2 separate regions of the Homo sapiens genome follow, and region 1 is linked to region 2. Evidence: chromatin contacts called from ENCODE Hi-C data. All regions are on one chromosome and are shown on one strand. Each heading gives the region's core, a stretch centred on a gene start or an enhancer-like site at or near the end of the contact. The rest is flanking DNA. Distances are from core to core; before and after follow the strand shown.

What was found. Hi-C counts contacts between places; a loop is a spot of excess contacts on that map. Pooled maps may share reads with other maps.
Region 1: a loop to region 2 is called in a map of Calu3, with 4 times the contacts of the local background. The contact joins two enhancer-like sites. A Hi-C loop is called at or near these places in 6 of 168 maps with a recorded cell type or tissue (CD4-positive, alpha-beta T cell, Calu3, GM11168 and 3 more), 6 of 37 single-sample maps with no recorded cell type and 6 of 50 pooled maps.

The regions. Positions count from the first base shown.
Region 1 is chr4:83,368,396-83,372,684 of GRCh38, forward strand. No RefSeq gene overlaps it. Among named protein-coding and RNA genes, the nearest start is that of HPSE, 36 kb to the left of the region's middle. Within about 2 kb of position 2,301, at least 2 of the 41 ENCODE cell types and tissues checked have a DNase peak (open chromatin) inside an H3K27ac peak, as active enhancers do.
Region 2 is chr4:83,628,766-83,632,940 of GRCh38, forward strand. No RefSeq gene overlaps it. Among named protein-coding and RNA genes, the nearest start is that of GPAT3, 95 kb to the left of the region's middle. RefSeq lists a cis regulatory region at 1,127-1,850 and an enhancer at 1,451-1,745. Within about 2 kb of position 1,531, at least 13 of the 41 ENCODE cell types and tissues checked have a DNase peak (open chromatin) inside an H3K27ac peak, as active enhancers do.

The DNA of each region.
Region 1 (4,289 bases), core at 1,051-3,550, 260 kb before region 2:
GATTTTTAGAACATTTTTCTATTGATCACTAGAAAAATGAATAGCTTTTCTAATACATGTAAGTGCACAATTAAAACACCAAAAAAAAAAAAATAATCCTGCAATACAAGTAATGTAAAGCTATTTCCTAATATATGGGAACAGGAAGCGTATAATATAGTGAGTGGTTCAGACTTTTTAAAAAATTTTTGCAAGTTTCAGGAGTTAAATAAGCTCTGTGCCTGATGGGTTTGCTCAGCTCTGAAGTCACATGTAAATGCTGAGCACATTATTTGAAATTAACTTTGGAGGTCAATCAACACAGACAACAGAACATGAAAAAACTTTTTATGGTGCTTTGCATGGTCTCCTCTCTATCTCCTCTCAGTATAATAATGACAATGTGTTATACAATGGAAAAAATATGAAAAATACAATGTGATTCTATTTTCTTTGGCAATTTTTTTTGAAAAAAGAATATATATATTTTGGAGACAAAGTCTGTTGCCGAGGCTGGAGTGCAGTGCACAATCATGGCTCACTGCAGCCTCAACCTCCCGGGCTCAAATGATCCTCCCACCTTAACCTCTCAAGTAGCTGGGACTGCAGGTGTGTGCCACCACACCAGGCTAATTTTTAAAAATTTTTGATAGAGATGAGGTCTCACTATATTGCCCAGGCTTATCTTAAAATATATTTTAATATAAAAATATGTAAAATATAAATATGATAACTACATTTTATGAAAATGTATTACTGCCATGTTAACATCATCAAAACTTATGATCTTGGCCTTTTTTTGTCTCTCAAAAGAGAAGCACTGGCTCCTTTGGCAAAGGCTGACTCCAGGAAAGTCACAAACAGCATGATCCTTGTGATCAAATCCAGCCACCAGAGGTAAGGTGTAGGTAAGTAAATTGGGTAACATTGTGGTATCTTTGAATACTGGGGACTTCTCTGTAGCCACATCCAACGGCCTTCATCATTTTCCTCATTAAAGTTTGAGCAGCCATCACTGCTTGAACAGATGCATGGCCAAATTGGGCTGCTTGGCTTTAATCCCTACTTTACCAGCACAATTCCCTTTGCATGGGAAGTGCCTCCAAAGGGGCTGGCCTTAAGGGCTGTGCCCAGATGGGTCTCCTTGTATGTTTATCATGATATTTCTCATCCCATTAGTAGCTATAGCACTCAATACTGGCGGTTCAAAGACCCTGATGCTTGCCCATCCTGCAGGCCTGAGCAAAGGAACAAGACAGGAGAGGCTCTTTTGCTAATTTTTGTATCGCTATTATAAAAACACAAAAAGATTTTCAAAAGGAAGAAAGAGAAGAAACACAAAAGAAGGTTTAGTGTCTAAATGTCACGGAAATACCAGGGGTTCAGTCTAGGTTTTGCTGCTTGCTGCACAGAAAGCCAATCACTGAGACAATGAGTATTGCCAAGGAGCAAGGCTTTAATCAGGTGCTTCAGCTGAAGAAATGAGAGATCAGTCTCAAATCCATCTCCCTGGCCAACTAAAATCAAGGGTTTATATAGCACAGAAGAAATGAAACTTCACCCACAAAAACAAGAATTAGGGAGGGGTAAGGAAGAGTTCATCCATAGGAAGTAAGTGGTCACTTATGCAATCATGATAGATGAGGGGTCTGGTGTCTCATTGTCCAGATGTGGTGATCTGGTAAGTTTCACTTCCTGGATAGCATGTGGGAGATCCTGATGGTTGGTTTCCTGAGAAAGGAGCTCACATAAGAGAAATGTAACTTTCTTAAGTTTCAAGACTGGGAGGGTCAATTTCTAGGTTTATTCAAAAGAAACTATTAAACATCAGTTCTATGGAACAATTAGATGGGTTTCATAAACGCGATCTTAGTGAGTGTGCCACTTATCAGTGTATTACTGCTCAGCTCAAAAGCTACTCTACTATTTGCTCTGTGTTAACCAGCTGGACCCTGTAAGCGGTTCTCCTTTGCAGCAAGCACTTTGTTAGGTTTTGTCAATAGAGGGTGCAAGAAGGACACTGCAAGAAGAAGGGACTTCTGGCTCTGATTCTTCCATTCATGTGACCCCCAGGCAGGAGAAGCACTGGACAATATAACAGCCTCTCTGTGGTGGAGGTATGAGGTGCCTGCAGGCCCAGATCCCCTTTGCCATCAGGTGCTCCCGTCACCCTTGCCTCCCAGCTGCTGTGACTCTGGGCTGATGGACTCCACAGCTGCCCTGTTGCTGGAGAACTGCCCTCAGCCACACAGGAGCTGCCTTGGACCTGACCTCCCCAGGAGGCTCTGCCACATTCTCATCCATCTGCCCCTGGTCTGATGACTGACTCACAGGGAAGGAAAAAAACCCAGCCCGCTCTCCTCAAAGAAACTGACTCAGTGTGGCCATTTGTGCTCCAGAGCACCTTCATGGGGTTAGACTGAAGACAGGCTGCAGCTGAGACCACTTCCTCACTTAGCTTTATCCTCCATGCCATCCTGCATTCCTCACTCTGCTTCTCCTGAGAGCATCCACTAGTGAAGCACTGAAACAAGAACTTACATCTCAGGCTCTGGTTCTTGGGAACCCAATTACATTTAGAGCTCTAACTCAGAGCATGGCAGAACTGAGCAGAAAGAAGGGAGACCTTCAGGGCAGCAGCAAAGAGGACAATGGGATAAGACAGAACTAGAGCAAAGAGGACATGGGATAAGACAGAACTAGGACATGAGCCTTATTCCTGTATCCCAAACTCAGCAATCACAGTTTACTTCTCCCCTGCTGGGGAAGAGTGGGTGCAGGGCGAGAGAGAGGCAGGGGTATTATGATTGTGGAGCTCACCTCAGCTGCACGAAAGAGAACACCAGGAAGGGGGACAAGGCATCACAGTGTCTAACAATGTGACACTGTTGTATTCATTTCCTAGGGCTGCTGTAATGAAGTGTCACCAACTGGATGGCTTAAAACAATAGAAATATATTCTCTCACAGTTCTGGAGGCTAGAATTCCAAAATCAAAGTGTCAGTGGAGACATCCTTGACTCTCAGACACATCACTCCAGTCTCTGCCTCTGTGATCACGTGATATTCTCCCGCTGTGTCTTCACATCATCTTGTCAACCTAAAAATCATCCAAAGGGTCAGAGTCTAGTTTAAAGAGTTTGCGCAGGCCGGGCACAGTGGTTCATACCTGTAATCCCAGCACTTTGGGAGGCTGTAGCGGGAGGATCACCTGAGCTCAGGAGTTTGAGACCAGCCTGAGCAACATGGTGAAACCCTGTCTCCACCAAAAATACAAAAATTAGCTAAGCATGGTGGTACACACCTGTAGTCCCAGCTACTTGGGAGGCTGAGGTGGGAAGATCATCTGAGCCCAGGGAATTCCAGGCTGCAGTGAGCCATGATCATGCCACTGTACTCCAGCCTGGGTGACAGGAGAAGACCCTGTCTCAAAAATCAGAAAACAAACAAACAAAAAAGAGTTTGTTCAAATGCAAAGTTTGAGGACAGCTACTGAGAAAACACAGATTCCAAAGAATGAAAGTCAGTGTTCTGAAGTGTAGAAGTTTAGGATCATTTATTTAGACAAAACATAGAGAAGCATAACAGAATTTCAGTATCTTTCTACATGAGGCTTAGTGCATAGTTACAATGATTGGATTAGTTGAGGTAGTCTTTTTTCTCAGGAAAGGTATATTTAACATTCCACACTGAAGAGGTAACAGTCACGGGGTCTTCTGCATCATTTGGTCTGTTTTAGATATGGGACAATGAAGGAAGAAGTTAATCTATAACAAAAACCACTGATTGGAAGGGGAGGGGCCTGGTTTCTGGTCTTTTCTAGTCATTAATGGAACATTTATGGAAAAGAGTTAATCTATAATCTAAGAAACAGAAGTTGTAAACATGTTCTGTGTCTCAGTCTCCAGGGCTTAACTTTCCCCTGGGCATAATAAATTTAGAGGATCCTGAAATTTTATTTTCTTTTACAGTTTTTTCTGTTTCTTTTCTTTTCTTTTCTTTTTTTTTTTGAGCTAGAGTCTCACTCTGTCACCCAGGCTGGAGTGCCATGACGCGATCTCGGCTCACTGCAACCACTGCCTCCCAGGTCAAGCGATTCTCCTGCCTCAGTCTCCTGAGTAGCTGAGATTACAGGCATGCACCACTATGCCCAGCTAATTTTTTTGTATTTTTAGTAGAGACAGGGTTTCACCACGTTGGCCTGGCTGGTCTCGAACCCCTGACCTCAAGTCATCCTTCTGCCTCGGCCTCCCAAAGTGCTGGGATTACAGGTGTGAGCCACTGTACCTGGCCACTTTTTCTTCTGCTAAT
Region 2 (4,175 bases), core at 281-2,780:
CAGAAATACAAAAATTAGCTGGGCATGGTGGTGTGCACGTGTAGTTCCAGCTACTCAGGAGGTTGAGGCAGGAGAATGGTTTGAACCTGGGAGGCGGAGGTTGTAGTGAGCTGAGATTGTACCGTTGTACTGCAGCCTGGGTGACAGAGCAAGACTCTGTCTCAAAAATAAATAAATAAATAAATAAAAAACGTCTTATGGCTGAGACTATTTACTCTCTCCAAATTCATTCTCTTCCTCTGTCTTAGTAACAGAACCCTACATTTATTCAAGATATTAGCATACCCAACTAGAAACTGTATTTTTCAGGCTCTGTTGCAACCAGGTATAGGAATGGGACTTAGTTCTTGTCAAAAGGACTTGAATCCAAGTCTTAAGTAGGACTTTTGGGAAGTATCTATAAAAAATATTTTTTCTTTTTAGCTGTCTGGTTTGGAAATGTGATGGTTGGAGCTCTAGTAGCCATCTTGGGCCTTCAGAATAGAGACCACACTCTAGGTTAGAGATCTGGAAGATGTCTTGATCCTCAGTGATTTTGTGGATTTGTATTATCAGCTTTGGCTTCAAAATTATTTGAGCCATCATTTGAACCTCATCCCGAATGATACACATGCTTCATGGAGGAGGTAGCATTGAGATGGTCCTTGAAGGAAGAATAGGATTTAGATGGTCAGGAAGAGTAGGGAAACATCATAGGCAAGGGGATAAAATAAAAATAAAAAACTATTAAATTTACAGAGTAGTTTACAGCTTATAGAGTGAATTCACATCCACTATTTTATTTGTTCCTCATAATAACTGGGTATGTTATATGCAAATATTATCTTCATTTTACAGATTAGAACTGTGGAGTCCAAAGATGGACAAACGATTAAATGGAAAGGACATTGGATTTGTAGTCAGAAAGTCTGGGTTTGAGTTTTTTATTGTGATGGGCAAACTTTAAGGTGGCCCCCATGATTCCTCTCCTGGTGTTTATGTTTTTATATAATCCTCTTCTCTTGCTTGTAGGCAGACCTGTGAATTACTTCTAATCAGTAGACTATAGCAAAGGTGAAGAGATGCTGCCCTTAAAATTTCATTATATTATATATCACTCCAGAGCCTCTTGCTCCCTCACCCCCTCTACCATCTCCGTTACTGATTTTGAAGAAGAAAGCTGTCATGAATCTTATAACTGCAAGGAACTTAATGTTGCCAAGAACCATTTGAGTGGGAAAATGGATTCTTCTCCAGGCAAGCCTTCAGATGAGAACTTAGCCCAGGCCAACACCTTGACTACAGCGTTGTGAGACTCTGAAGCAGAGAACCCAGCTAAACCGTGTCCAGACTCCTGGCTCAGACTGTGTGTTATTTTAAGTTACTTAGTTCATGGTAATTTGCTATGCAGAAATAGATAGCTAATAGACTATCTACTAGTTGTGCGGCCTTGAGTTAATAGCATAACTGCTTTGTCATGGCAGAGGTGATTAACTGTTCACCATAAAGTTATGCTTCCTCTTCCACAGAACAGCTTTATCACTGGGAAGCAGCCACCCAGCGATAGCCTACATTTCGCAATACCCCTCACATCTGGGTGGAGGCATTGACTGTTCTCACCAGTGAGATGTAAGTGAAAGTCATTTGGGTCACTTCCAGCATGAGGTTGTTAAAAAGTAGGTGTGCTTTCTCCAACCTCTCTGCCTGTCTGCCAGCTTGAGGCAGGAGACTCCAAGGCTGTAGGATCTGGTGGGGCCACAAGACAGAAGGAGCCAGGGCTCAATTACTTCGTGGAGGAAAACTGCACCCTGACCAGGAACACCCTCAGTACACAGTTACATGAGCAGGAAATAACCCTATTGTGTTAAGTGCTGACTGTTTTGTTTATTGTAGCAATTACTGTTTCCCTTATGTAGCATTAATTTTCTTATCTATCAAATGGGGATAAAGTTGTGACATAAATGAAACAATCTGTTTAAAACACATATCAAATTGTAAACTATTATCCTAATATGAGGTGTTAATAGTGTCTTCACAAAACCCCTGTGATGTAACTAGAGAAGTAATTATTCCTTCATTTTATAGGTGATAAAACTATATGAAATGGCTATGTGGCTGGTTTGAGGTCTCTAAATTAGTGACAGGGGTAGGACTATCTCTCTTGATTCCCTACCTAATATTCTTCCACATTTCCATGACATCACACAAGGGTTCAGGGGAGTGGAAGGTGTGCAGAGGAAGGGGGAGTTTCAGGAAGACACATTTCTTTAAACATGTGCAGATGAATACAGTGATTTCAAAGGTGTCCCTGTGGAGTTGAACCAAATGCCTCCTCTGCAGAGGCTGTATGTTTAGCTGTCAGTACATGGAAGAGAAGCATAGCTTCACCTTACATATGTTTTAGTTAAATTAGTAGATTAATGTATATTTACTTTGAGGTGATTGTTGAAATACCTTCCTTGTGTGTAATGGAATTTTCTCCTTTCGGCGATGCCAAAGACAGTTCATTTAGCTACATATGTTGTCAGTGAAATTTCCCACATGCTTCCATGAAACATTTGTCTTCTCCAGATGGCCTGTGTAAAGCCCAGTTGTTCTTCCAAATAAATTTATGGCTACAACAAATGTGTTATCTCTCTAGACTAGCTGAGAGTTCTTTTTTGGAAAAAGAAATAAATGATTTCCTACAATTCAAAGAGGGATAGATTTTTCAGTGTAAAGTGGTGTGAAACTCTGTTCTAAGGCTGAAATTTGGTAGGATCTGAGTTTTAAAAATTAATAGATAGAGTGTGTTGCTTTCATTCCCCTCCACCCATAAAATCTGTGTGGTTTTAAGTTCCCTTCATACAAGAATCCCAAACACAAGAATTCCCCTGCAGATTGTTTCCATATTTCTAATCTCTTGCTTTGCAGCTTTTTTCCCCCAATAAAGCCTTACTTTTAAAATAAAAAATCCAAACACTTATTATTCAATATTTAATATATGAAAAAGAATACTTATAACACAGATATAAGTTAACAAACATACTAATAAATTGGACACCTGTGGAACCACTGATCAACTCAAGAGCCAGAATAATAACAATGGCATTGTATTCATCTGCTCAGTTCCTTGCTTCTGCTGTCATCCCCTTCCTGCTAGGAACCACTACTGCCCTTTACTTTTAAAAATTATTATGAACTGATTGTAACTATTTATGAAAAGGTTTGAAAATCTTAGTGGGAGAATATGCAATGTGACTTCAGATTGGTATTAACAATAATCCTCAACCTTATATTGAAGGCTTTCAAGTCTGTTTTTTCTTCTTCTTCTTCTTCTTCTTCTTTTTTTTTTTTTTGAGACAGGGTCTTACTGTCACCCAGGCTGGAATGCAGTGGTGCAATCGTGGCTCACTGCAGCTTCAACTTCCCTGGCTCAAGTGATCCTCCTACCTCAGCCTCCCGAGAAGCTGAGACTACAGGCATGTGCCATCATGCCTGGCTAATTTTTGTATTTTTTGTGGAGATGCAAAAGGGATTACAGGTGTGAGCCGCTGAGCCTGGCCTTACGTTTTCAAGTCCTTGAAATTCACAATATCCCTGTGAGCTTATCAGTGCACATATTTTATTCTTTTTCAGATTGGAAATGGAGGCCCATACTGAACTGATTACTAATAGGTAGCAGAGAAGGCTAGAACCAGAAGCTTTAGACCTTAAGTCCTGTGATCTTTGCAGTAAACAACATTGCTGATGAGTAAGTAGTTATCAAGTAGATTTCAAAGGATAAATCATTGTTTCTCACCTCACAGAAATATCACTGCAGGCAGCAGCAGCAGACAAATAGTAGTTTGTATCATTAGCAGACCCAGCAACACAGGACCAGCTATTGTATCTTATTTTTCCTTGTATTCCCAGCCCACGGCATGGTGTCTGACACATAGTAGGTCCATGTTAGGAGCTTGGGCTCTGGCCTTAAATACCATTAGGCTGAAAACTGGCTTTCCATTTAGTAGCTTCATGACTTTGCGCCAGTAAACTGGCCTCTGTAAGTCCCACTTACTCATTTATGAAATGAGCATAAACATGGCAGAAGGACAAGAAGCCCTTCTATCCTAGCCCACTTGCCAATATGGTGCAGCTGAAGAAGGGCATAAGTGGTAGTGTGGCAGGTGTAGCCAGCATGTCCCCCTGCCCATCCACCCACCTGCACATGAAGC